Linked DNA regions of Mus musculus: all the other regions are linked to region 1. A link is a loop called in an ENCODE intact Hi-C map of the cell type or tissue named here. Cell type or tissue: heart. All regions are shown on one strand.

Region 1 (4,000 bases):
TTCAGAAAATGCCTGGACACCGAAAAGAAACTAACTTTACAATATTCACTTCAGGTGGGAGACAAGTTGCCACTGACGGAAGAGAAGGTACAGCTGCTCAGGGAACCCAGGGAAAGTACCCCGTGGGTTCAGAATTCAGAATCTTTGGGCAGCACAGCTTGCTGTGGGACTTGACACCTCCCTCTGGCCCAACACAGCATCGCCGCGCAGTTTATCTGCTCGATTTTGTTCATTCCAAACGATCAGACACATTCCAGGGCTTTCACCCTTTTGACATCCTTTCTCTTTGCTTAGGGTCATGAAAAGACAAAAAGAGGGCACTGACCCTCAAAAAACAGGATGGGAGGAGAAAAGAACCAGCTGTGGCCCGTACTGTCTAATTCCTTAATCAGGCAGGAATGATCCCGGCTCCCCTCCCAGGACAGGTGAATACAACTGCAATAGAGCTCACAGTGTTTGAAGATGCCAAAAACCTGCCAAATGAAACCTTAAGTCAATAGTGACAAATTTTAAAGAAAGCATGTGCTTCGCCCTGAAACCGCCTGCGGGGTTATTCAGCGCATGGTTGATCGGCAGGTGATTTCCCTGCTCACGGTGTGCCTGCATGACCCGAATAAAATTCCTTGGCTTTAAGTTGGAGTGTTTCAATATTTTACACATTAGCGCACTATCAAGACAACGTTTGAATAAGCCCCTAAATGAACCGTGCAACCCTAAACACACTTATTTCAAAATAGATTTTTGCTTCAGCTGTACTGCTACAACGTTATTTTGAAGCTATGCGATACTCGGTTGTAGTCAGTTGTATTCAAACAGGGGTTTTATTTCTTTCGCTTCACACAGAAGTTAATTAATTGTAAGGCACTTGCTGCTGGAGCTTCAGTAATTAAAAAAATAAATAAAAAGGAAAGAATGAAAGAAAAGAAAGAAAGAAAAGTGGAAAACAGAAGCGATAACTGCGCTGCGCTGAAGTAGAAAGATTCGCAAGTGGCGCCTACCTGTTTCTGGAGCTCCTTGGAAAGTCACGAACAGCAGAGAGAAGATCACGGGAAAATAATCCATTCTGCAAAGGGGTCAGAAGAGTGGGGAAAAAGGAAAAAAAGAAAACTCGGTTGCAAATGGAACTCAATGCAAAACGAAGAGGACGGTGTCTGGTCGCTCTGATCGCCTCTGGGTTTTTTTGTTTTTTGTTTTTTGTTTTTTTTTTAGATCTCAGCGCGGTCCTCAGCAAGTGGCCCTTCCACTGGGGCGAAAGCGTCGCGGGCAGCCGGGAGGCAGCGCGCAAGGACAGCGGAGCAGACCGGGTCAGGCTCTCAGCGCCGGTGCAGGAACGCTTCTGACTCGGACAGTTCTCCGCCGCCTTTTTATATTGAACCCCTATAGAGTGGGGGTAAACAGCTCTGACTTTATTCCAGCCCTAAACAATGTTATTGTGTGATTAGTCACCCACAGGCAACGTGCAGCCAGAGATAAGACCCGGCTCTAGAGGAAATCACGGCTAACTTCAGAGGCAGACGCCCGCCGTCTGACAATCCAGGGGCAGGGCTAAGAAAAAGAAAACACCCACTAGACAGAGACCGCTGCAGAACCTGCAGAGAGCAGCAGCCCGCTTCCCCTTTTGCTAGCTGCCAGCCCCAGAGTTCAAGAATCAAGAGTTTCTCCAGAAGCAAAGTCACCCCATTGGAATGAAAAGTATGAAGTACAATTAAATAGATTGTATTGTGCGCGCGCAGGGGGGTGGGGTGGAGGTGGGGCTGATCATTGTTCACTTGATTTTCCTTTTATGTCTTTCTGATCAAACAAGGGGACGATCCCCACTCTTCGCTCTTGAATCCCAGCTACTGGGGCGGGCGGGGAACCAGATTAGTTTGGAAGATCACCCTACTTTTCCACCACCACCCCTTCCACCAAGTCTTTTCTAAACTAAAGTACTTCGCATTTGAGGTGAGAAAGATTCCGTCAGGAGTTAGCAAGGAAGGAAAACTAAATAATAATGATAACAACAACAATGTGGTTTTGTCAGGTACATCCTTATCTCCCTAGTATCGCCGATCAGAAGTACACGTACACACACACACACACACACACACACACACACACACACACACACTCGCCCTCCAATATTTCTTGTGCCCAGCCTCTCCCTGGGAATTGCTGCTATCGCGAAGGATCTTGAGAAATGGCAGAGACGACCGCCAGGGGGAGATGGAGAGCTGCAGGGGCTTATGCTTTAATAAGATAAAACAACTAAAGCCTCGGCTTCTAAATGATTAGTAACAAGCTGTGGCCAGGCAGAGAAGGGGCGCCTCACATACTAAAGAGAGGTGGCTTCAGGGCATTCCATTATTCCCTTCCCCGACTTTCCAGAGTCTCCTCCACATCACTTTGCTTCTTTACTCGGGCAAACCTGCGGTCTGTGCTTGATTAGAAAGCTACAAGGGGGGTGTGGGGAGGGAAGGACTGCCGATGCTGAATATGTGCATCAGATCATACCTCACCCTTTAATAACGTGTTTACATTTTCCAAACAGTTTCCTGTCTATTTTACCATGAAAGACTCCCTCCCCCAGGTGTCCATGGGTTATTAAGGCACAAGTGACAACATGTCTTCATGAATAAAGCAAAACACACAGAAAACACGTTGGCTTTTTTCAACAAGCTCCCGGAATGCCCATAAGCTGGAAACAACACACAGGATCCACGCAGAGTGGTTTCCCTAGGATGCTACCACAAAGGTCCCTTCTTCATCCCGTCTTGTTTGACTTCAGTTTTCCCTGGGAGTAGAGGCCAAAATAGACTCAATCCAGTCCATGCAACCATTTATTTCTTCACCTCTACAATCAAAAGGCAGACTTGATAGCAATACCCACGCTGTGGACAGAGACATGCTTAGGCCTAGTGACCTCTCTGGGAATCTCAGTAGGGGAGACACAGCAGCAGCAGCAGCAGCAGCAGCAGCAGCTTTAGGTCACTAAGAACTCTGTCCCTTAGGAGACTCTGGACTAAGAGCTGGAGACATTGAAGAAGCAGGAACCAGCATCCCTCCCACACCCACACCCGAGGCCCAGGGCCACTGGTAAGCCTCTGCCTCTGCTTTGCTTACCTCAGCCCAACCCCTGAGGGTGGGGGCCAGGAGGTGACAACTGCCCCTAGACCTGGGCCCCAACAGGAAGCCAGCTCATCCCACCCCAGCTCCTCAGGGGACCTGGAGGAGAGGAGAGCTGATGTCACCGGAAGGTCCAAAGCCCAAGTTTCCCACCAGCAAGAGAAAGGTGAGTGGGAAAACAAGTACTCCCCTCCCCCCCACACCCCTTTCTGACCTCCTGGCCAATTTGGCCAAACACTGGCAACTGTCAGGACCAACCTGTCCTCAGCTCCACCCCGGAAATGCCCAACCCAGTTCTGGAAGGCATCCCCAGTGTCTAGCCTGAGCCATCATCCTTCAGCTGAGGGACCTCTGCAGATAGCGATGGCCACAGCATCAGGGAGAGAAGGAAAGCAAAGGAGAACTGTCCAGGTGTTTTTCTACTACCCACTCCCTTCTTGTGTACCTGTGCCACTCTGAACATACACTCAGAAGTAAAATGCAAACCTCGGCAGCCATCCACTCTGAGCTTCTTCTAAAGCTCCGTGATAGCAAACCCCAAATAAAAACAAGATCTTAGCCCTGGGAGGGTCCCATCTTTCCAGGTATAATCCTACCTTTTATGTTTTATCCTGAATTCTCTAGGCCTCTGTGTATATATGTATTGTGTACATGCATGGGCACCTATGCCTCCTTTTTTATGTAGGCTCTGCCTCCTGCCCATCTCTCCACATCTGTCCCTTACAGCTGCCCCCTAACTCCCTTGTCTTCCCATGAAAGGAAGGAAGAACCCTCATTCAAGCCCAGAGAAGGAAGCTCTAGGCTACTTTGGGCAGCTTCACCAGATACAATTTTTGCCAAGTAGCAGGGGGAGGAGAGAGGAGGGCAGCAAACCAGTTTGACAAGCTGGATGGCC
Region 2 (4,000 bases), 660 kb after region 1:
TGAAGGAAAACAGTCTGGTTAGTTAAGGCCTTGAATAAATACAGGGATACTTTTACAAGTCCACGACACTGCTGTGTAACCATTATGATGAAGGGACTGGGTAACTGCCCCACCCCTAGCACGATCAAACAGAATTCCACCAGAGTCTCAGGTAGGCCTTTCTGCTTTCTTTACAAAGTGTTAAGATGAAGCTTAACATGTAGAAGAGCTGGACTCAGGCTGTCCAGGAAATAATCCATGCCCAAAGAACCCACTGGCCCCCGAGGCTTACCAGAGTCCAGACAAGGGCTGCTGTAGTCACTGTAGGGTGGCCCTCAGAACAGACTTTGTTTAACCAGCTGCCCAAGTTCCATGAAAGACCTTTGTTTAACGAGTAAATGTATTCTGGACAGAAAAGCAGGAACAAAACACACATTGGGGTCTATCCCCATGGAAGAATGCTTTCCTGGTGTGCACAAAACCCTGGGTTGCAACCCAAACAGGACCAACAAATTCCCTAAATAAACAACAATAATGCTTCCCGAGTCATATCAGACTGGGAAGATAAAATGAAGCACGTTGGAGAGGTTTGACATTGAAGGTTGGGAAACAGCAGAATTACTGCTCTGCCAATAATAGCAGCTTTTATATTTCTCTAGGCACACATGAGAACAAACACACACACACACACACACACCACGGGGGTGGGGTGGGGGAGAGAGAGGTTATGATTTAAATTTGAATTTCTCTTGCCTTCTCATTGACCTTGAAAACCCAAGTAGCTCAAATTACACATGTTTGAACTGAGAATCGTAGACACTAACGTTTCAAACATAGTACTGGTGTTGAGGGTACAGTGAGGGTTACGGCTGAAGCTTAGGTTAGCGTTGAGTTCACAGTGACAGCTCAGTCCCAGTCCAGGGATGTAAGAGAATGCACCTGTTCAGATGGTGTGACACAAACCACGGCAGCTCAACCTCTGAGAAGAGAAGGAGAGTTCATTTACTTTGGGGAAGTAGACAAGACATTAGGTTTAAAATGGAGTCTCATGTACACAGAGGTCAGTCCAGAAAGATGACCAGGTCTCTCCTTAGGGACAAATCCCACCCATTTCTGTAGGGTGCCCTGCTACCTTCTTGTATCGCTGTTTGGAATCACCCAATGGCACTAGTCCCAACATAAAGGGACAAGGAAGGAAGAGCAGGCTTATGAAAACTCTCAGGTCCTCTTCTCAAGGTGTCCTGACCACAGCTGGAAGCGCCTTCCGTGTTTGTCTGCACAGTCCCTACAGAGGTCAGAGCACACTGGGTAATGTGCTGTGTGCTTTTCAAGTCAAAAAAGCTATGGACATAAAAGCACCTGCCCTTCGGGGGTCCGAGCTATAGTTATTTCTGTACAACAATACACAAAGCCAACAGCAACAGGATCTGAGGTGGCTGGTGACCTGGTGGCACAGCTGACAGGCGCGTCATGCCTGTCCTTCAGAGGACCTCACTAAAGTCACTGCTGTGGCTTCCTCAGCATGGACATATTTGGTCTAGGGAATGCAAGGAATTTGCTGGCTGAGCAAGTTCATCCATTCTGCTTTGTAAGGCTCCTCTCCATAACTGTTTCTAAAAAAAGAAAGAAAAAAAATCCCCCAGCGGGCTCTGTCGCCAGAGTAGCACCCTGGTCAAGGGGACAGTTTAAGTTTGAAAGAAATTTCTCAACATGCACTGTACCTACTCCCCAACACTGAATCTGGTTCTTGCTTTGTTCATTACCACTCCCTAGAATTACTGTCTGTCTGTCTGTCCTGAAGACAGATAAATGGATGACAGAGGAAGCAGAATTATAGGTTGAATATAGAAATTATTCTGGGTTTACTGGTGTTTAAACAGAGTCACAGAAACTGATCATGGCCATGTTAAAGCAATGGGTGGCAGACCAGGACCTGATAGGCAACGGTCATAGTGCCTTAAGGTTGTGGAATATTTGTAGTAGGCTTCGTCCCCTAGACACTATGTAACTGACACTTGCTACGTACTATACTCAATTTGATAAAGTATCACTAGGCAATAAGTATTTGAATTAAAAAATACATAAATCAAGGCCAGGCTAGTGACATAGTTTAAAAAAAAATCACATTATTACAACTAATGTGAAATTTTCTATTTGGAAACAACCCTCAACAGTGTATCTTAAACATTCTTAAGAAGTAAAAATTGACCAACAATGGCATGCAGAAACCATGCTTTTTCTCACGTTTAATTTACTTACGTATGTGTTAAACAAAAAATTAGCCGTGTCTTAAGGGAATAAGCCCAAAAGGACAAACTAAATTAATCTGGATGCCCAAGTAGAAAAAGGTGGAACAACTCTGCCATCTAGTGGCAAAATATGGCCTGGCAACTAAACCAGCCAACCCAATTCCCTTCTATAAATTCTCCTCAGGACTATGAGCCCAAGACTGGCTCTGGTAACAAAAAAATAACGAAAACTTCAGTGCACGTAGACAGTCCTAAGAGGTAGAGATGTTTCTCAAGTGTTTCTGGAGGTAGATCCAACTTCCGTCTGAGAGATCCACCATGGGGTTTGATTTCCTTCATTGTTCCTAAAAACACAGACCTTGTTCATCCCTAACTTAGGCGTGCGTGCCCATTCAGTGACAGTGAGTCTGAGCTGGTCTCTCCTGCCTGAGCAGGACTTGTCCTCCACTAGGTGGCTTGGAAGAGGACTCAAGTGTCTTTTTTTCTGGGTTTTCTTTGTCTCTGATCTTGTCTGAAATTTAGGGTCTTCTCACAATGCTCAGCGGATATAAAATATTTAAGGATACTTACCCGTTTCAAAAACATTTCAAAATATTACTCTGAGCCCAAGAAAGATGATACAAAGTAATAAACTTTGTGTGCATTTGTGCAAGATGTACCTTCCGTCTCGAGTTCTTGTTTGGTTGGATTGGGTTCACAGTCTCTGTGGAAAGGTATTCTTTTTTTTGGGGGGAGGGGGGTTTCGAGACAGGGTTTCTCTGTATAGCCCTGGCTGTCTTGAAACTCACTTTGTAGACCAGGCTGGCCTTGAACTCAGAAATCCGCCTGCCTCTGCCTCCCGAGTGCTGGGATTAAAGGCGTGCGCCACCACGCCCGGCTGGAAAGTTATTCTTATGGCAGAATGAGAACGTCTTCTGTTCCAAAAGAAAAGGAAAGTAGACTTCAGTTTAGTAAGAATTAGATAAACACCAGTACATGTGAAAATTGTCTGCATCCTTAACATGCAGTTAGGCTACTTTTTGTCCCAGTGACATTCATAGGGAGTGGCTCTCTGCTCCCTCCTCAAGAGGATGGTTAGCCTGGCATCTCCCTCAGCAATCTTTTAAGAACTCTGACTACATATTGACTCCCAGGTTCCATATTGCCATGTTATGTGTGTATCAAGGCCGATGACTGATGCCTTCCCATCACTCTCCATTTATATCTGAACTTTCTCCACCATATGGGTACTGGAGACTGAACTTAGGTCATCAGATTCTGTGGCAAGTGCCTTCATTCACTACCCATCTCGCTAAGGATACCTTATTTTTAGAGACGGTCTCTACTGGACCTAGAACTTATCAATCAGGACTGGCTAAGGAGCAAACACAGGGTGCCTTTTGTCTCTGTGACCTTACATTTGATGTTTTACATGAGTGCTGGAGCTCTGGATGCAACCAGCATTACTGACTGAGCCACCACCCCAGTCCTGTGACTTCATTTTTAGAATAGTGACTTGTAGAAATAAATGCGTATGTGGCCCAGGGTTGGTTTAGGACAAGATTGGTTACCAGCAAATATAACAGTTAACTAAACTGTCTTTCAACCTGCTGCTTAACCTTTTCAACACTTTCAAAGTCCACAGGTGAAACTGGCCCAGACAAAACTGACAGAAGATCCAGAAAGGCCATGACGTTTTATTTTCTATGGCTTTTGTGGAACCAGGGTCTGGGCCCAGGATCTTACAGATGCAGGCAAACTGCCTCCAGGCCACTCCACTGGTGTATGAGAAC
Region 3 (4,000 bases), 520 kb before region 1:
AAGAGACACCAGGAACATAGCAACTCTTATAAAGGAAAGCATTTAATTCTGGCTGGCTTGCAGGTTCAGAAGTCTACAGTCCATTATCATCATGGCAGGAAGCATGGCAGCATCCAGGCAGACATGGTGCCAGAGGAGCTGAGAGTTTTACATCTGAATCAGCAGGCAGTAGGAAGAGAGAGTGACACTGGGCCTGGCTTGAGCATCTGAAATGTTAAAGCCTGCCCCCTTGTGACACACTTCCTCCAACAAGGCCACACCTACTCCAATAAGGCCACACCTCCCAATAGTGCCACTCCCTGTGAGCTTATTTAAAGAGTGTCACTCTTTCTTCCTGCTGCCTGCTGCTGAGTCAAGTGTAGAACTCTTGGCCCCTCCAGCCTGTTTGGCGCTATTTTCATTCAAATCACCACAAGTGAGGACTGGGACCTTTAGCATCACCACCAAGAAGGTACTCTTAGAACAGCAGCATCCGTAGCCCACTGGAGATGGAGAGCTAACTTTCTCATCCTCCAGAGAGACCTCCCAACCTTTGAAATAAATAACTAGATAAATACAAAGGACAGAAATGGCGCTTACAAGGCAAGAGAAGTGTCCAGATCAAAATCAGCAAGACAAGGAGACGCTGGTTCATGATGTTTTATTTTTTTTCTTTAAAAAGAGATATTTTAGTTCCCCCAAGAAATCATCTAGAAGTGTTTTGGTCACGGAAGAGTGAGTGCCTCTCCGCGGTTGACTTTTATTTTTAGCCACCGTCTCTCAGGAACTGGGATTACACCCAGCTCTCCTATGCCTCTTTCCACTCCACAGGGCTGCCTGGCAGTTTGGTCCCATGAGAAATATTTAATTTGTCCTTGGGCGTCAGGAGGGAGTGAGCGATCTGTGTGCCTTGTTATTGAAAATCTGAGAAACACAAGCAAGGATTTAGCAGCAACCAGGCTAAGCCAACAGTTGAAGGAACACATGGCCCATTTCTAAAGAATCTAAGACAAGATGCTTCTCCACACCTACCCTCCTATTGAAGCCCATTCATGCTCATGTTGAGTAGTACAGACGATGTCTGCTAACAGCGAGTAGTCGTTATATCTCCTGAATTCAGGGTTATAGCTTATACAAGAAGTGTTACGTGACATCCAATAAATTACCGATACTTGCAGGGCTTCTGTTGCTAATCCCTAAGTCAGTGTGATGGCTATAAGCTGCACCAGGACACAGAGCTTCCAGCCCTGCTCTGAGGTGCAGTGGTACACACGACTCTGTCTGTCTGTCTGTCCATCTGGAGCTATGCACAGAACACTAGTGAGATCTCCCTGGCATGAGCCCTGTGGATCATCAGATTCTCAGCCCTAGCTTCATGTTAGAATTCCAGTCAACTTCCTTCACCGTGGGAATATGTCCTAAGGCCTGTAGTGAGTGCCGAATCTATAGATGCCAGCAAATCTTCAACACCCACTTTACTAGCACTGACCCTTAGTTTCCATTGACAACTTGGTGTGTCACTTGGAATCATCCAGGAGACACATCTCTGGGCATGCCTGTGAGGATGTTTTCAGAGAGGTTTAGGTGAGGAGGGCGACCTCACCAGAAGGTGATGTGGAGGGTCACGTCTGCAATCCCAGCATTAGAGAGACTGAGGCAGGCAGACCAAGACTCTGCAGGACAGCTTGGGCCTCATGGTGAGTAGGAGGCCAGCTTACTATCCAGAGAAAGACCCTGTCTGAAGATAGAAAAGCATTTGAGAACAAGAGGAAGCTGAATTCCTCTGGGGTAACACTCAAAGAAATAGTACCTGGTTACTTCCCAGACAGAAGAACTTTGCGGTGACAACATGGCCTGGCAAAAAGGTTAATGAACAATGCAAAAACTTGAAGCCTCTGGCTACATGGCAGCAAACGGCTCATCTTCTTTCTCAGGTTTGAAGTGTAGTAGTTGAAATAACAGCCAGAGGCTTTTCTTACTGTGTAGCTTTATCACCTTGCTTTCTAATTGCACGTGTTTGCAGTTTTAGGGCCCCCGGGAAGTACTCACTGAAAGAAATTAGCAATTTGTAGGGGCTGTTAGAAGTGAACGCAGTTGTTCACATGCAATACCAAAGCCAGCCACGAGATGGCGGTAGAGCTTAAAAGGTGAGCGGGGTGTGGAGGCTTCTACAGGAATGTATCCCTTTGCCCTGTAGGCTACCACTCAGGCGAGCAAATTGGGTAGATATGTTATTGTTACCCGGAGGCATCTTCTCTTGTGCCTGTCAGGTGAAGGGTGCCACTGGTCTCAAGTAGATATAATTGGGGTTCTAGAATGTTCTTTGCCTTGAACGTCGGGACTGGTTTGGTGAGTCTGGAGGCTCATGGGAGTCCTCTAGCCATCTTCCTGGGAGGGGAGGCCCTGAGCTGTTTGGCCAGAGAGGGGAGTATCTGAGCAAGGATGGGAGAAAACACGTGGGCTTTGGCCAGCGTGAAGAGAAAGGCACGTAGGAATTGGCTGAAAACAGTAAGTGCCCAAACATGTGGCTCAAAAGTACAACAGGCTACATGAGAGGCCTGGGAAGGGGCCCCCAATACAACTTTTAAGTCCCCTCTTCTCCACGGAGCCATCTTGCATGCCTGGAACCCCCCTATAGACTAAGTGTTCACTTACAACGCATTTATTTTGCTGCCCGTGACCTTCTGGCCCCCTCTGCTGTGATTACCCCAGCTCATTTTTTGTGGAGATTCTGCAGATGTCCGGAGAGAGGATGAACTTCAAGCCCCATGAAAACAAAACCACAACCCTGTTACTTAGCACAGGCTGGCCTTGAACTGGAACTCCCCCCTGCCCTTGTCTCCAGGGTGCTGGGGCTGCAGACGTGCACTACCTCAGATAAAAGCATGCCGAGAGATGACAGCAGAGTCTGTGGCCATTGTTATCCCCCTACGCATCCTCCCTCTCCCTCCTCCTCTCTTCGTCCCTCCTCCGCCTCGCTCCGATTTTAGTTTCTCAGCCCACATTGCACTGTTTGTCTGTTATAAAACAGCCGCTGGAGCCACAGGGCCTTGTCTGGCTCAGCGAGGAGCTATGTACACCCCTTTCACCTCTCAAGGTCCTGGACTCTGCTTCTAGCTGAGTTTTAACTGCCTGACATTCCAGTTCCCTGCAGCCAAGCATGGTACTAAAGTATGAAATGCAAAGTTCTAGAAAGGGTGCTTAAGCTTTAAATAACTTCCGGTTTCGCTGAACAATCATGTGACCTGTAAAATGGATGACACTCCTCACGTTATTCACCCCCACCCCTCGCCCACATGTTCCATGTGCTGTTAGAGCAGCTGAGAGTCCTGAGCCTGGCAAATGGCTTGTTCAGGCAGGGTGAGTGAAAGGTTAGACAAGAATATGTCAAAAGAGCCCCCTTTTTCCATTCTCCAGTTGATGGACGTCTATGCTGTTTCCAATTTCCGGCTTTGAAGAAGGGAACTACAATGAATATGGATGACCAAGTGCAAAACACATCTTTTTAAAGGTTCCCTTGAAAAGCAGGTAAAACAAGGACGTAGCTGCCTGATTTAGAAAAATTCTTCTCGAGCTTTTATTTCAAGGAATGAAGATAGGGTTTCTATCGGCCATCAAGAAATAGTATTGGAAGGTGGGGGGTGGGGTGAATGGGGTCGTCGCTTACTCTGCAAGCGTGTGTGTGTGTGTGTGTGTGTGTGTGTGTGTGTGTGTGTGTGTGTATGCAGGTTCAGATACTCAGCACCTTCGCTAAACACCAGCTCAGTCACACAGGTCTGCAACGCCAACTCTGGGGCACAGAGACAGGAGGATGCCAGTCTAGCTGAAGCAGTGAGCGCCAGGTTCAGTGAACAAGCCGGTTGAAGCATAAGGCAAAGAGAGGTAGAGGAAGACACTGTGAGGTTGACCTCTCGTCTCTCTGCGGGCAGGCATACGTGAGCATGCACATGTACACATGTACTCACCCCTCCCCTGCTACACATAAGAAAAAAAAGAACTGAGCCTCAGTGTGGGCCATACA
Region 4 (4,000 bases), 590 kb after region 1:
CATTTCCTAGTCTCTTGACTAGGTGTACACAAACAAACTGCAACTATGGGAGGGGAGAGGGATAATGTAAACCCTTGGACTGAGATGAGAAAGCCAAGGACTAGGGGAACACGGGATACACTGAGACCCTCAAGGGAGATGCTCAAAGTTGAAGGAACCTCTCCTAAGCATCTTGCTGTAAGTTCACCACCAGCTGGGGACCAAGCACTTACCACTTGTCCTAGATTCCTTCCTGTTGCTATGATGAACACCCAACAAAAGCAACTTTAGAGGAGAAAGGTTTTATTTGTTTCTTTAGTTACAGGTTAGAGGCCACTGCTGAGGGGAAGTCACGGCAGGAACTTGAAGTAGTTTGTCACGTCCACAGTCAAGAACAGAGAGAATGAATTCCTGCATGTCTACTCACAGCTAGTACTCCTGACACTTGGGCAGTTTAGGGTGCCCTGCCTAGGAATGGTGTCGCTCACAGTGGGCTGTGCCTTCCCACATTCACTGACATAATCAAGACCAGCCCTTACAGACATACCCACAGGCTAACTTAGTATAAACAATCCTTTCTTGAGACCCTTCTCCCTGGTGATACTATATTGTGTCAAGTTGATAATTAAACTGATTAAGGTAAATCATCACACCAACTGTACTCATGGGATGTGTTTCATTTCAAAGTTAACAGTATTCGTTACACAGCAAGGCTTAGGACAGAAGTCTTAGATTCTGGATACTTTAAAGATTATAAACTATTTGCAGGTATTTAGCTACTGTATTGGGCGACTAGGGTCCAAGTCTAAGTGTATAATCCATTGTCTTGGATGTACCTCATGCACCATACACTGACAATACAATGCCTTAAATAATTTTATGCAAAGAACAACATGGAACCCTATATATGTGGTGTTGTATTGGTGATTGGGAAGTGTTTTGATTTCCTATCTCTGCTTCTCAAATGCAGGATGCACAATTTACAGTGGCCAGAAGGGATTATTTCTAAATGTTGGTCAATTCACAGGTCCACATCTCCTTAATGAAGGAGAAAAGAAAGGGCATAAGGCTTTATATATATTTTTAAAGATATGTGTTATGATCTTTCACAGTGGCTGTCCCTAAAGGTACTTGTGTCCATTTACGTAAGTCAATGCCTTGGGGACAGTAAAATACTCGAACATTTTTTGGAAATATTTTTGCGCTAGCTCCAAGCTAACAGTATCACAAACTATACAAAAGCAGCCAGCAGAGGTCAATTGTGTGTGTGTGTGTGTGTGTGTGTGTACATTTGCCTTATAAATGCAAGAATCATGATTTTCCACTTACATAGCAGAGTCCACTCTCTCCCCCAATATTCTATCCCTCCCAGCGTCTGTTGCCTCCTATCCTTCCTTCCATCTTCAGGTCTTAGAACTTTTTAGTCTCTGGTCTGAATATTCTCCTTATTCCTTTAACCTACGCATTCCTCCTCAGTCTTCAAATTCAGCTTAAGGGTCCCTGACTCAGGACCACTGGCCACTCCTATCAGTCTGTAAACCTAGACTAGGTTCAACAACAGCCCAGGACTGTGTTCCTTCCTACCCGGGCTTGTTTCTGTAGGTTTCTGTGGGGACTTGATGAGAAAGGAGTTGGTTCTTTTCCTAGACTTGAGACTTCTGTAAGCACAGCACTGGGCATAGTGGGCACAAAGCAAGCAGTCATTGAAAGAACGAATGAACCTTTTTACTATATTTTAAAAGTCTTATAAGGATCAGAACTTGACGTAAATCGGCCAGGATGTGTCAGGATAGTTAGCATCCCAGCATTCTCTTCTGGTGGCCCTGAACAGCGGCAATGAAAAGGAATAGCGGTCGCCTCGGGCATCTCAAAGCAAGAGTGTGCTACTCCAGAAAAGCGCTCCATCAGTTAGGTAGCCCAGAAGTACTCTGTTTTCCAAACAGCAAAACCTTAGCCACATGGTAAAAGCTGGGTCCAGCCCCTCAGCACCAGGCTGCAGGCCGAGAAAGGCTGATAGAAGTTTGTGGGCCGAGAAATTGGATTGTCATTAGGATGCGAAACTCAATAGAGTTTTCTTTCCAGTCCTTAATCTCATCTGGACTTTCCTTTTAACAAACTTGGTGGAAATAATTCACCCCGCGCTTCCACCATCTACTGCCAAGAGCCCCCTCTTAAGAAAGGCTCCTGCGTGAAGCGTTGTGGTGAATGCCCTCTGCTGTGCTCACTTAATAGGCTTCTTTTGCTAGAAGGGACTGCTGATTAGGCGTTCTTTTCAAGCGCACGGTTTTCCTAATAAAAACGTTTGCTGCCACCTGCTGGCCGAACGTACACCAACGTGTTAGCGTCGTCCCATAAAACCCCAATACAGGTCGTTTGCCAAAATAGGCATCATCTAGAGGATTTACATTATTGAAAAAAATGAAAAAAAAATGTTGAAAAAGTTGTCACCTCTGCTCTTGCAATTTGGAGAGCATTTATTTCCCTAAACAGACAGCTTCCTTTAATTGACTTCAAGGGGAATACAAGGTTCAGTTTTTTGAGCTAAAAGAAAGACAGGGGTTGTAAACAATTAATTTCACAAAATAGAAGTGGAACGAGTTGTCCAGACATGTTCTAGGTCCTTCCATCTCTTACATAAGATTCCGAGAAAGTCTGCGGCCATTCCTCATGCGTCTGGCCGGCAGTGAGTGCACACTAATGTAGAACAGCCATGCATTCCTCGTCCTTGACTAAAACCCAAATAGTCCCAGGTTGGTCTGTCTGAAGATTCCGCCAGCCAACTGAATCACACTTCTTTTTTTTTTCTTTTCCCCTTTATGTATTTATTTATTTTCTTCTGGATTTTTTTTTCATTGTTAGCCTTTTTCTATTCATAAACCGTAGGTATTTTATTTTTATTTTTTTCTTGGATATTTTTCTTTATTTACATTTCAAATGTTTTCCCCTTTCCAGGTGTCCCCTTTGGAAACCCCCTAATTCATCTCTCCCTCCCCACCTCTATGAGGGTGCTCCCCCAACCCACCCACTCCCATCCTCCTGCCCTGGCATTTCCCTACACTGGGGCATCGAACACCCTCAGGCTCGAGGGCCTCTCCTCCCACTAATGTCCAATAAAGCCATCTTCTGCCACATATGTGGCCAGCGCCATGGGTTGCTCTATGTGTATTCTTTGGTTGGTGGTCCAGTCCCCGGGAGCTCCGGGGGTGGGGGGTGCGTCTAGCCTGCTGACACTGTTGCTCCCTCCATTGGGCGGCAAAGCCCCTCAGCTCCTTCAGTCCCTTCTCCAACTCCTCCATAGGGGACCACCGAGCTTAGTCCAATGGTTGGCTGCGGACATCCACCTCTGAATTTGTTCGGACTCTGGCAGAGCCTCTCAGGAGACAGCCATATCAGGCTTCCATCAGCAAGCACTTCCCGGCCTCCACAATAGCGTCCAGCTTTGATGACTGTATATGGGATGGATCCCCAGGTGGGGCAGTCTCTGGATGGCCTTTCCTTCAGTCTCTGCTCCAGACTTTGTCTCCATATTTCCTCCTGTATTTTGTTCACCCTACCAAAAAGCGCTGAAGCCTCTACATTTTGGTCTTCCTTCTTCTTAGGCTTCATATGGTCTGTGAATTGAATCTTGGGTATTCTGAACTTTTGGGTTAATATCCACTTATCGGTGAGTACATACCATGTGTGTTCCTTTGTGACAGAGTCACCTCTTCTTAACCCCCCACTCCCGAGTGTGAGGAAAGCAGGATGGATGATGTCTGACATCCTCACAGGCCTCGCATGCTAGGGCTCAGGTTCCCACTGACTGCTTGAACCAGCACAAATTCCTCGTCAGAGACATTCATGCCCTTATCTATGATATCTCTAAAGTCAGCAGTGTGCACGATAATCTCCACATAAGTAGGCCTGTGCAGAGCAGAGGGCAAAGCCAGTGTTTATGGAATGTGTCAGTCTGTGCAAAGGCAAGGTCTGTCTGCCTCACACTCTAGAGAGGAACTGATAGTATAGGTATGCTTGAGGGCAC
Region 5 (4,000 bases), 130 kb after region 1:
ACAAAGTTTAAGAGTGAGTTGTCAGGGTTAGTTGTCATACAGCTCTAAACTTCCTTCCTCGAAAGAGCCATCAGCCTTGATGCTGAGGGAACCCAAGGAGAGACTGCCATTCTTTTCTTTCAGCTCCCTTCCCAGGGTCTGGAGAGAATGGTCTTTCTTTCTCTGAGAGAATTGGTGTCTGAATTTCCCAAAGAGAAAGGTCACTGTCAAAAGTTCTGGAAATCTACAAATGAATAGTGGATTACCATCTATTTGTCAAACCAGTCCAGTATTTTGGAACAAAGAAAATGATAAGGTGGGTAATATCCATGAGTAGAAGATAGAGTTTCCTGGAGATACATGAAAACGCTCTAAGAACCTTATATAGCCACACCACAGCAATCATTCTACCTAAGTCCAGCTTGGTTGGAATTGGGGTTACAGATACAGGCAGCTACAATGCTAAGAAGAATCACCCCAACTCCAGCAACTGTCAGCCTCTCAGCCTAGGGGAAGGGCCTTGTATACATGGCGTTTGAGCCTTCTCTCACACAATTTCTAGGTCATTCCCAGAAGACAGTTCTTTCCACAACAGGGCTCTAAGCGCCTGTTCAGTTCTGCTGTACTGGTTATGTACTGCTGTATGCTAGTTAAGAGGCCAGCTCCCAGAGACGCCTGCTGGCAGTGAATCAGGACTGGTCCCCAGGAAATGCCTGGCTGGTTTTGTTTGTTTTGATTTTTGTTATTTTTGTTGTTGTTTTGTTTTTTAACTAAAAATGTTTTTAAAGATGTATCTTTATTCCATGACTCTTCAGCCTGCATTGTGTATGTATAGTATGTGTACACAGGCACTAAGGGAGGCTAGAAGAGGCTTCAGTATCTCCCTGAAACTGGATTTACAGAGGTTTGTGAGCCACCATGTGGGTGCTGGGAGCAGTAAGTGTTCTTAATTGCTGAGCCATCTTTCTAGTCCTGTTTGTAGCTTTTATCAGTATGCAAAGAGGTGACACAGACTTGGCCATTTCTCCAAAGCCTCACCGAGTATGAGTTTATGAAATTGATGTGCTATTTAACATAGTAACTATGGCGGCACTCACAGTTCCTTGGTTACCTGGCCTGGCAACTCTAGTCACTACCACATTTGGCTCACTGTCTATTCTTGTAAAGAAAATTTTGTGGTGGTGGTGGGGGCACAGCAAGCTTGTTTGTATGCTGCAGTACAACTGGAGTTTGCTAGCAGTGACAACAGAGAACATACAGCCAAGCATGCCTGAGATACTTACTACCCGGCACTTTAAGAAAAAGGTTGCCGGCGCCAGGCTGTTTGTATCATGTTACCAAATCAAAACAAAATCCCTATGATATGACAGTTAATAGATAACATACCTTACAAAGGAAGTTAGGGGCTTAGATGGCTGGAAAGCATCTGTACTGGCTAGTTTTGTGTCAACTTGACACAGCTGGGTTATCACAGGGAAAGGAGCTTCAGTTGAGGAAATGCCTCCATGAGAGCCAACTCTAAGGCATTTTCTCAATTAGTGATCAAGGGGGAAAGGCCCCTTGTGGGTGGGACCATCTCAGGACTGGTAGTCTTGGTTCTATAAGAAAGCAGGCTGAGCAAGTCAGGTGAGGCAAGCCAGTAAAGAACATCCCTCCATGGCCTCTGCATCAGCTCCTGCTTCCTGACCTGCTTGAGTTCCAGTCCTGACTTCCTTGGTGATGGACAGCAATATGGAAGTGTAAGCCGAATAAACCCTTTCCTCCCCAACTTGCTTCTTGGTCATGATGTTTGTGCAGGAATAGAAATCCTGACTAAGACAGCATCCAACCAGCATGTGAACCCCAGACTCTCCTCACCATTCCAACAGGACTCACTGCCTTCTTATTATCATATTGCAGCCATTATTATTTTTAGTGTGTACAACATAGGCTAATACCCCAGGAAGATAAATGCTCTGGCTTCTCTGTGGTAGCCATTAGAGGCTATGGAGAAGACATCCACATTTGCTTAACAAATTTGTAAATAAATGGCACTTAAAAGCTCCATGCAATTTGTTCTTCCAGACACAATCCCCATTCACTGTAAATGTTTCTAACACATGACACAATTTTTAGATTACAAAAGTTATTTCTTTTTTGCATGTACAATTTAACCCAAGAAGGAAAAGAGAATCTTTTAATGTAGCAGTGGGGTTTTTTTTCCCCCCTCCAAAATGAATGCTCGAAAAAGCTTATAACAAAGGCTTCCCTGAGAATTTCTTTGGGAAAGGACCTTCTTCCCAAGGCTGCCTGGATGAGCCATAATCTGCTCCCACCGCTGCCAGACAGTGACACCTGCTGGATGAGCTGGAGCCACAAAGACAGCAGCAGCCCAGAAGACAAGGTCCCCTCCCCAACTCTTTTGTTATAACTAGTCTGGATTTATTTTCCTCCCAGTTAGGAAGTACTAGGTTGAAAGCCAAACAACAGCAGCCAGGGAAACCCTTCTGTAAAGCTTGTGAATAATGCTTCTATTTAAAGTAGGAAAGCAACCTACATGAACACAGTGGGCCAGAACTGCAGACTGTTAGCTTTAGGCATAAACCAGAAGGCCACCCTTGCTCTGTTGTTTGTAAGTAATTGCTATCAACACTGCACTAAGTATACGTCTTAAAGGCCATTATGATTTCCTATTCTACAAAGAAACTTAAAGACAATAGATGTTTGTGTGAAAAATCTGGTACTGACAGCCTACTGGCCTCATTTAGAAGGAAAATGTTGCTAGTACTTTTATAAAATTCACTCAGTGCTTCTAAGGGTAAACATGACCCAGGCTTGCAAGCCTGTGGTCTGAACCATTATCTCATGTATATAGGTCAGTACTTAAAATTCCATTGCAAAGCATACTTCTCCCTGCACTAGCCCTTTGAGGCTGCTGTCCCTGGGCTGGCCACTGAGGACACACATTAACATTCCTTGTGCTGAAGTCTAGCACTCTGTTGATGAAAACATTCTTTGGATCAAAGGCTGAAAAGCAAATTGCTGGTGGCACCATTTTTGACACAAAGGTGCAAACGAAGATATATTCCTTAATACCCTCAAAACACAAGGGCAAGACTCCTGAGGCCACATAATTTTATATGGCAAGACTATGGGAATGTGCAGTATGAAGTTGAAAAGATCCAACTTTTCAGGAGCTTATACCATAATTATACATTATACATTGCTAATTTTAAAGCTAAGTGGTAACAACTTCTAAATTGCAAATGTATAATTGCAAATTATAATGGCTGTGTACAAAAATGTATATTCAACTCTACTTGATTCTCCATCCTTGAGCCAGCGCCACTGAAAATGACATCATAAATTCCTGTGCTAGCGGAGTGAGGGGAAGCCTACAAAGCCCACTGCTGCAAGGGCCCGCTAGAGAATCAGGAAACGCAAGGATCTGCAGCCCACCTCACCGGGTCTCTCTGACTTCACTGAACATATTCTGTCAGTGGAGAATGTGCATGAGAAAACTATCACCTGACAGCTGGGACATAGAGACTGAGGCCAGTGAAGCTAAGGAGACTAAGTGTAGAGAGAACCTTCAGTGAGAACTACAATGGGCTGGAGAGCACGTGCTGCTGTGCAGAGGGTCAGACTTCAGTCTGCATCACCCACGTCAAGCAGCTCGCCTCTAACTCCCAGGGATCCAGTATTTTTTCTGGCCTCAGCAAGCACTGCATACACACGCACAGAGCCACACTTAGGCAAACATGCACATATGTAATCAAGAACAATCGAAATCTTCACAATAAAACAAGGACAAGTTATTCCTATAGAGGAATAACTAAAGGACAACATATTTAAAAGCTTCAAGTTTCCCCACAAAGCTGTACAGCTGTACAGCTGTACAGCTGACCAAGAGACTACCAAATGGTGATGGTGTTTAAACAACGAGGAGCAGCCCACCAGGCTTAGCAGAAATCATGCAGTTGCATTTGAGTGTTCAACATGTCCTTGTTTAATGAAGAAAGGCTCAGACATTCCTTGGTAA
Region 6 (4,000 bases), 490 kb before region 1:
ACATGTTCTCTACAGCCACTGAGGAGAAGCTATGTGGGGCCTTACCTACTAAGTGAAGGGGGTGCCATTATAACTTTTTGTATTTTCATCTATTTTGATATTTTCAGAGTTTCTATAAGGTTGGTATTATTTGAAAAAGTCAGCGACCAAAAAAGTGACTAAAAAGTCCAATGACATTTTCATACTAACTTAAAAATTAGTTTAAAAATAAAAATAGAAAAATGCTCTTTCTGAGCCACAGATTCCCACCTTGCCTATGACAACTGTGGTCTCCATTTGGATACTTGGTTTTCTAATTAAGATTTTTAATTTTACAGCAGTTAAGATTAAATTCTCCTCTGTGAAAACTTACTAACGACTCATCCAGGGAACATTATGGCCCCAAAATGTCCAAGCGATACACAGGGCTCAATGTATGCTAGGCATTTAATGGGGGGGGGAGGGCTGGACCCTTCCAAAGAGAAAGGAGGGGTCCTCTATTCTATAATGTTCACAGTCAGTATTTCTTTATTCTTATTTTTTATGGCTTCAGAGTAAGCTCCGTCCCCTTGACTTTCCTTGCTTCTGCTACAAGGGAATCACACTACAGTCAGGGACAAGGTAGAGGCGGGGGACATACTTTCAGCAGGTATGTGATGTCTGCTCATAATTAGTTCGCTTTCAAGGAGATGTTAAGGGCAATGAGACCCCTCTTTTAAACAAAGAAGTCAAGGCTATTCTTGCGGAATCCTAGAAAGTGTTGCCTTCTGGTCAGACTAATCATCCGTTTAAAGGAATAAGATAACGTCTATTTATTCCAGGGACACACGTGGGCCATGCCATATCAGAGTCCACAAAAGGAACTTAATATAGGACAGAGGTCTGCTGTTCAGACCTGGGAAACTAACCTCCCTGACTATCTCCATCTCGGAACTTTGGGGGGTGGAGGGGTGGGAGATTAAACAATACATAATAGCGTATAGATGATAATAATCTCAGTACACTGGACCATTCAGTCTCAGCACGGAACAGAAACGGTGATCCCCTAGGGGCAGTACCTGCTGCACTGTGGATGATAAATGACAGACTGTCAGCATTAAGAGGGGTTTTGCACAATGGCGTCTTTGCATCCTTCTCGTTTTTTCCCCCCTTCTTGCAAAAGAACAAGTGAGCGCCTGGCAGTGGAGACCGGAAGGCACAGGAGCGAGGGAGCGGGGTTATGACATGGGGCGGCTTTTACGCTCCAGGAGGTCCGATGGAGAAGAGAGACTAAAATAACTTATAGCATTTCCTCACTTTCCCTCTCCTAGATCGTGCAAAGATTTATAAAATCATGCGAAGATTTATAAGCACAGCAAGCACGTAATTACACTGTAAATAAAACAGAAGCCCCAGTATTTATAAATACAGACGCAAGTGTACATAGATATATGTGCAAACACGTACATCGTTGTGGGGTTTTTTCCCCAAAAATATTTTTATAAGAGGAGAAATGAATGAAGTCGTCTTGTCCTGTTTATGCTTGCCGTTCCCCTGAGGCTGTCTGTTGAGGCTATTACTTGTTTTTACCACTAGAGGGCGACACATCATGGTGCACTCTGTGCTCTCAGTAGCTTTTACTGTCTTGATTTCTAAGTCTTCCTCCCGCTCCCTAGTGATATCCCCTGCTGCCTAGTTTCTCTATCTCACCATCTCTCTATCTTTTATTTATTTTTCTTTTACTACTCAAACATTTGTTGAAACACTGCAAACACTGCCGGCTTTTGAAGGTGAGTGCCCCATCTAGTCGCTATCGGCATTCTACCGTGGAGCATTTACATGCGTTAATAACAACTATCAATTGCTGGACACCTCTCGAGAGCTTTGCCTCTGTGCCGTTTAGGTGTAGAACAATCTTCAAGACTAGCACATCTTCAGGGATTGCAAGACCTGTGTGCCTACCTAGCTCTGTTATCCTTGCTTGGCACAGTGACGTTGAGGCTTCAGTGGGATTTCAGACTTCACTTTAATGAGAGAAAATGGAAATTTAGAGATGGTTAAAAAAAATACATGGTCACAGCTTACCTTATTTCTTCTTCATTCCAAAGAAAGGAAAGGTTTTTGTGACCATATATAACATTTTAAGCTAAAATATCAGTTTGACTCTTTTTTTTTTTTTCAATTGTCTGCAAAGTGACATTCCCAGTAGGGAGAGCATTTCCCTAACATCTCCTTCCCTTAATGCAAGTATCTCTGAGGACCTGTAAACTCAGTTGCCAGTGTGTCCGTCTGAAGTGTTGGCTTATCATGTCTCATTTAAAGAATCAATGGTTTCTAAGCAACTAACTGGCTTGTTTTTCAGTGTCAAAAGAAATAGGCATTTGTAGGTAAGTCAGTCTTTTTGTCTATATACCTATCCCCCCCCCACACGTACATGGGTCTACATATGTGCACATATGGGTCTACATATGTTCATATGTGCACATAGATGATAGTTCCACTTTCTTGGCTTCTGCTACTTCCCCGACACCACAGCTTCTTCAAAAGGCTCTGTGACTCGCTATCTCTATCTCTTCTCCCCCCCCGGATGTCATAAGTTGGCATTGAAATGGACAGCAACAAGAGAGCTGTGGTCTGTTATCCAAATGTTAGCTCAGCTCAAGTCCTTGCTGGAGTGATTGAAGTGGATTTTATTTTAATGTCTTTTCATGTTGGTTAAAATCCATTACTGTTCTACCTAGTAATGAGAAGGTTGTGACATTCTCCCAACTAGGAGAAATTTAAGAAGAGAATAGTGTCCTTGTGGGATGGTGGAGCATCTTTTGGGTATATGCCCAGGAGTGGTATAGCTGAGTTTTGAGGTAGAACTATTTCCAGTTTTTTGAGAAACTGCCCAATTGGTTTTCAAAGTGGTTTCACAAGTTTTCATTCCCTCCAGCAATGGAGGGGTGTTCTCCTTGCTCCATATCCTCTCCAGCATGTGCTATCTCTTGAGTTTTTGGTCTTAGCCATTCTGATGGGTGTAAGATGGGACCTCGTAGTTGTTTTGATTTGCCTTTCCCTGATGACTAAGGTCTTTGGATATTTCTTTAAATGCTTCTCCACTGAACCACCAACCAAAGAACATACATGAGCTGGACTTAGGTCTCCTTGTACGTATGTATGTAGCAGATGCGCAGCTTGGTCTTCATGGGGTCTGGAACAACTGGACTGGGGACTGTCCCAAAATCTGTTGTCTTTGCATGGGATATGGTCCTCTAGCTAGGCTTCTTGTCTGGCCTCAACGGGAAAAGATGCACATAGCCTCACAGAGACTTGATATACCTGGGGGGGGGGGAGCACTGGCTAAAAGGAGAAGGAGGGGTGGGGGAAGGATCATGGAAAGGGGTGACCAGGAAGGGGGGGCAGTGAATGGGATGTAAAGTGAATAAGTAAAAAAAAGAAAGAAAGAAAGAAAGAAGGAGGAGCTAGAGAAAGTACCCAAGGAGCTAAAGGGGTCTGCAATCCTATAGATGGAACAACAATATGAACTAACCAGTACCCCCAGAGCTCATGTCTCTAGCTGCATATGTAGCAGAAGATGGCCTAGTCGTCCATCATTGGGAAGTGAGGCCCCTTAGTCTTGCAAACTTTATATGCCCCAATACAGGGGAACGCCAGGGCCAAGAAGTGGGAGTGGATGGGTAGGGGAGTTGGGGGGGGAGTATGGGGGACTTTCAGGATAGCATTTGAAATGTAAATGAAGAAAATACCTAATAAAAAATTGGAAAAAATATTACTCTCAGGAAACAAAGTATTGTGTCAGCTCTAAAAGAAGATACTTGTATCATAGGACATGTACCCTAAATCCTTCTACCTTCTAACAAAAAATCTTCAAAAAAGTATCTAACTTAGCTAGTGTACCAAGATGGTGTAGGATTTCTTTCTTTGGTGCTAGAGACCCGAGGCACAGTTGAGAAAATCGGGACAAGTTCTAGGAGTATTTCTTTATTTTAAGAAGAATCGTGTTTGGATCCCTCAAATAACTAAGAGCTATGACTAG
Region 7 (4,000 bases), 56 kb after region 1:
GAGTAGAGAAATTGATCTCAGCAACCAAATAAGCCACACATGTGCATCTGTTTAGTATGTTCTTGAGTGGGGGTGTGATGTGACTGACTTTTTAAAGTTTCTGCCTCGCTTTCCCACAATGGTAGATGATTTACATTGTTATCACGTTTTCAGAACTGTCACCTACCTGAAAAGCTCTTTATAATCTAAGAATGGAGCATTCTATTTTGAGCCAAGAACCATACTTAGGAAGCTTCCCGGGTTCACCCACAGCAGGAGCTACTGGTTTTGGAACCTGCTCCTACCCCAAGTCCAACCTCCTTATCTAACATTTTGGAGAAAGCAAATTTATATAAAAAGCCATACTTTGAGAAAGGCAAATCTAGTTTATTAAATTAGGAGCTGGCATGCAAATACTCATTAACTGGAATCATAAAGTGTGCATTAAAATCGATTATGCTATTTATCTCACACACACACACACACACAATCCCCAGAAGGAGAAGTTTCCTTCTTTCTGTTTAAAGCTCAGAAATAAGTTTTATGGCCCTAGAATGAATGAGGGGTACTTCTCTACCATTCAGTGAGAAACTTGTCAAGAAACATTTCTGTCACCCCCAAAGGCAGAATATATTCACAAAGACTTACACAATATTATTTTTATGAAATCCTGCTTTCGAAAATGATAAAGCCTGCTTGTGGATGTGGAGATGACTCGGTGGGATTGTTGCCTGAGTTCAGAGCCCCCGAACCCATGGAAACAACCAAGCACAGCTATGTGTATCTGTAACCCCAGGCCTGTCTGCGAGGGATTAGAAAGCCAGGCAGATCTGAGGGGCCTTTTTGACTCCTAGTCTAGCTGTTCCAGCAAGCTCCTGTCTCAAAAACTAACTAACAAAAGGTGGAGAGTGAGTGAGTGCAGAAGACACCTGCTGTTGACCTGTGGCCTCCACACACATGCACAGGCAAGGACACCTGCAGACACACACACAAATCTATGCACACACATGTGTATCCCCTGCCCACACACAAATAATAATAACAAAAAATAATAGGAAAAAACTTGAAAACTAAACTAAGAGACCGGAAAGAAAAGCACAGGAATTAAAGAAGGCAAGAGCAGCTTTGAAAAAAACACTAGGCCAAAGTTCTCACATACTAGCCTTTCTTCCAAAGGAAGGCAATCCACGTGATGCGAGATGCTTCCTCTTCTCATGTACTTTAGAAAAGCTTTTCACTTTCTTTTTTGGTCTCTGGCAGGGGACTTCCTACCATATAGCTTCATCCCTCCTTAAACTCCGTGAATTAGCCTCCTCTGGAAAAAGTAGATTCCAAGTCCTGCAAACCATTGTTCCTAGAAATGTTATCAAATGAGACTGACTGTAGGCAAGTGATCTCCTTACTAAAATTAGCAGCAGACTCCGTTGCGAACAGAAAGGAAGTCTGCGTGGAACGGACTAGAACTGAGACAGCTGAGACTCACTCTTTCCATCCGTTTCGATGGGCCCTGTGTCAGTGTCACCATCCTTGTCGTGGGTTTCCTGGCCCTCAAGTGACATAATGGTATCCCACTGGCAAAGTGACATAGCCAAGGATATGAGCAATGTCACAAGATATATAATGTACAAGCTGTCCCTTGGATTGACTCAGATTGCTATGGCTTACCTTACATGTTAGTCAGACAGATATATCCAGTCTTCTTCCTAAGCAGCCTACATAATAAAATAAAATAACTACCTGTTAAAGAATCTATCTTGCTTAGAATAAACACTCTAACTCTCCCAGTGAATATTTGTCAAATAATACTTTTTGGTTTTGTTTGCGTATGAGATGATGATGGCCCCATGTACTCTTGCACATCTCCCCAAACAAGAACTTTCTCCTCTCTTCAGACTGTCTCAAAAAGTGGTGGGGTACCAGTGAATTGCCCCTCTGTAAGTCTGGAACCTTCTTGGTCAATGCAATGTTGAAGAGCAGGCAACTTCAAGTCCTATCAGAAAGTGCCAACGAGGATTCTAGCAGCCCAGGTTAGGGGGAAGCCAGGAATGGTCTCTAATCTTGGTCTTATCTGCTGACCTTGGGGTCAGCTGAGTCGTCATTTGGAGACACCTGCCTTCGAGTCCTTCCCCCTGCTTATATGTGATTGGATCATTTGGTGACCTCAGCCTCAGTTTCTTCCCTTATAAATTGATGTTATTGGGCCCATTTTGCTGTGGTTTTGAAAGGATTAAATGATCGTGATGTGTGATGAGTGAAGTAAATTAATGACCCAAACCTGGGACTCACTCCACAAAAAGGCTTGCCACCATCAGCTGATCTAAAAGTCTCCCGCAGCAATAGAAAGTTCCCATGGGGGCTTCTGCTTAGTCTGAGATTCTGTTTTTGGATCCTGGCTTCCTTACCACCAGCTGAGGGAGCATTTCCAGGTTCAGGTCTTCAATTCTTCCACTTTAATAAATGCTTTAGACCACAAGGTGGTGCTTTATTCTAAAGTTTGATATCAGGAGGCTTTTCCAACTGCAACCAGGGTGCAGCACACAGAGAGTGCATTCCGTGTCACTAAGCCCAGCTTCCAAACCATGATCCGAACATCTGTGTGGAATCCTTAGCCCTGTGACTAATCACCTCGAAGCACAAGCCATAAAATGAGCTTCCAGGATAGGAAGAGGGTCAGAGGCACGGCAAGACACAGTTCCCTTTTCAATGGTGTTTATGTAAATCTTGTATCAAATCTACAGTGGTACAGTGTCCCTTCAGTCCCCCAGTGAGCAATCATTCAAAGAATACAGAGATGAGCAAAATGAGGGTGACCTTGTGACATTGATCCCGAAGTAGGAAATAGCCCATTTCCCCTTTGATACCTCCAGCCACAAGCATGAGCCAGGGTCATGGGGGCTCTGCATGCAAAGCATGTTCCCACCCTCCTTCATTTTCCACACACTCATATACTGGGTCTCCCTGAACTGGCATCATACCACCATTGGCCAATTGCCCATGGGTGTGAAGCCCTGTAGGGAGTCAACTTCCTGTGGGCGTGGTTTCCACATCTCCAGATGCAGCCAGATATACATCAAATATGTATTTAAAAAATACCTCTGAATTTCTGAGAATGTGGCTTGTAACATATGCAAAACACCCCAAGTTAAGAGCCCTAGCACCCACATCCCTGGAGCTTGCTAGCCAGCCAACCTACAGAAAGCACCAAGCTCTAGATCAAACCTCAAGGTCATAGGCAGAGAGCAAGAAAGCAGAAAACCCATCATCTTACTCTGGATTCTGTGTGGTGTGGAAGTGCAGGCATACACGTGCATGTGCGAGCGTGAGCTCATACACACACACACACACACACACACACACACACACACACACACAAGTGGACACACATATATTGCCTCTGCAATTAAATCAACAGATATTTTCTTGTCATTATTACCTAAATAACTAAGTATGACAACTTTTTACACAGTATTGATAATCTAAGCCTTTAAAGTATATAGGAGGGGCTCGAGAAATGGTTCAGCAGTTAAGAGTGCACATTTGTCTTCCAGAAGACCAGAGTTCAGTTCTTAGCACACATATAGGATGGCTCACAATCATCTGTGACTTCAGATACAGAACTGACACCTTCTTCTAGCCTCCTCAGGCATACATACATACAGACAGACAGACAGACACACAAAATAAACCTTACAAATCCATAAAGTGTATGAGAGGATATGTATAGGCCCTGTGCAAACATTACTCCTTTTTATGGTGGAAACTTAATCTGCAGGGGTCTTGGAACCAATTGTTAGATTCCAAGGAAATCTGAGGAATAACAGTACCTTTACCTTAGTTTGTTAGAGATTAGGTTGTCAGGACTTTACAGTCATTATTAAGAGAAAATACAGAATTAGTCCTGAGCTATCATGGCTCTGTCAGCAACTTTGGGAGTTTCCACAATTTCTGTTCTTTATGGAGGAAAAAAAAAAAAACAAAACAAAACAAAGCAAAACAAACAAAAAACAGGTAGACCAGATGA

The links. Peaks named below come from ENCODE experiments on the same cell type or tissue, not always from the same donor. Only the 100,000 strongest peaks of a DNase experiment are listed, where the experiment ranks them.
Region 2: a loop joins it to region 1, with 11 times the contacts of the local background. A loop is called at or near these places in 15 of 42 quality-filtered maps.
Region 3: a loop joins it to region 1, with 4 times the contacts of the local background. A loop is called at or near these places in 2 of 42 quality-filtered maps.
Region 4: a loop joins it to region 1, with 4 times the contacts of the local background. A loop is called at or near these places in 20 of 42 quality-filtered maps.
Region 5: a loop joins it to region 1, with 10 times the contacts of the local background. A loop is called at or near these places in 10 of 42 quality-filtered maps.
Region 6: it touches region 1 in a loop (3-fold over the local background); 2 of 42 quality-filtered maps call a loop at or near these places.
Region 7: it touches region 1 in a loop (7-fold over the local background); 7 of 42 quality-filtered maps call a loop at or near these places.

Annotation. Positions count from the first base shown.
Region 1 is chr13:42,298,957-42,302,956 of GRCm38, reverse strand. Edn1 (endothelin 1) reads right to left here and starts at 1,481. Exons shown (of 5, transcript NM_010104.4): 1 at 999-1,481. The coding sequence starts at 1,062. In heart, CTCF peaks have their summits at 184, 1,584 and 2,231 (motif pointing right); DNase peaks (open chromatin) are centred at 1,516 and 2,186; H3K4me3 peaks cover 2,454 bases; H3K27ac peaks cover 3,282 bases.
Region 2 is chr13:41,641,424-41,645,423 of GRCm38, reverse strand. No RefSeq gene overlaps it. Among named protein-coding and RNA genes, the nearest start is that of Gm5082, 5.4 kb to the left of the region's middle. RefSeq lists an enhancer at 741-2,212. In heart, a CTCF peak has its summit at 2,350 (motif pointing left); a DNase peak (open chromatin) is centred at 1,463; H3K27ac peaks cover 2,762 bases.
Region 3 is chr13:42,820,882-42,824,881 of GRCm38, reverse strand. All of the region lies in intron 3 of Phactr1 (phosphatase and actin regulator 1), which reads right to left. Among named protein-coding and RNA genes, the nearest start is that of Phactr1, 140 kb to the right of the region's middle. In heart, a CTCF peak has its summit at 2,096 (motif pointing right); a DNase peak (open chromatin) is centred at 2,111; H3K27ac peaks cover 888 bases.
Region 4 is chr13:41,707,920-41,711,919 of GRCm38, reverse strand. No RefSeq gene overlaps it. Among named protein-coding and RNA genes, the nearest start is that of Gm40925, 33 kb to the right of the region's middle. In heart, a CTCF peak has its summit at 2,305 (motif pointing left); a DNase peak (open chromatin) is centred at 2,279; H3K27ac peaks cover 2,232 bases.
Region 5 is chr13:42,173,529-42,177,528 of GRCm38, reverse strand. All of the region lies in intron 7 of Hivep1 (human immunodeficiency virus type I enhancer binding protein 1), which reads right to left. Among named protein-coding and RNA genes, the nearest start is that of Gm32778, 11 kb to the left of the region's middle. In heart, a CTCF peak has its summit at 2,324 (motif pointing left); no DNase peak of the experiment used is centred here; H3K27ac peaks cover 662 bases.
Region 6 is chr13:42,790,035-42,794,034 of GRCm38, reverse strand. All of the region lies in intron 3 of Phactr1 (phosphatase and actin regulator 1), which reads right to left. Among named protein-coding and RNA genes, the nearest start is that of Phactr1, 110 kb to the right of the region's middle. In heart, a CTCF peak has its summit at 1,547 (motif pointing right); no DNase peak of the experiment used is centred here.
Region 7 is chr13:42,243,390-42,247,389 of GRCm38, reverse strand. No RefSeq gene overlaps it. Among named protein-coding and RNA genes, the nearest start is that of Edn1, 56 kb to the left of the region's middle. In heart, a CTCF peak has its summit at 2,426 (motif pointing right); no DNase peak of the experiment used is centred here; H3K27ac peaks cover 2,044 bases.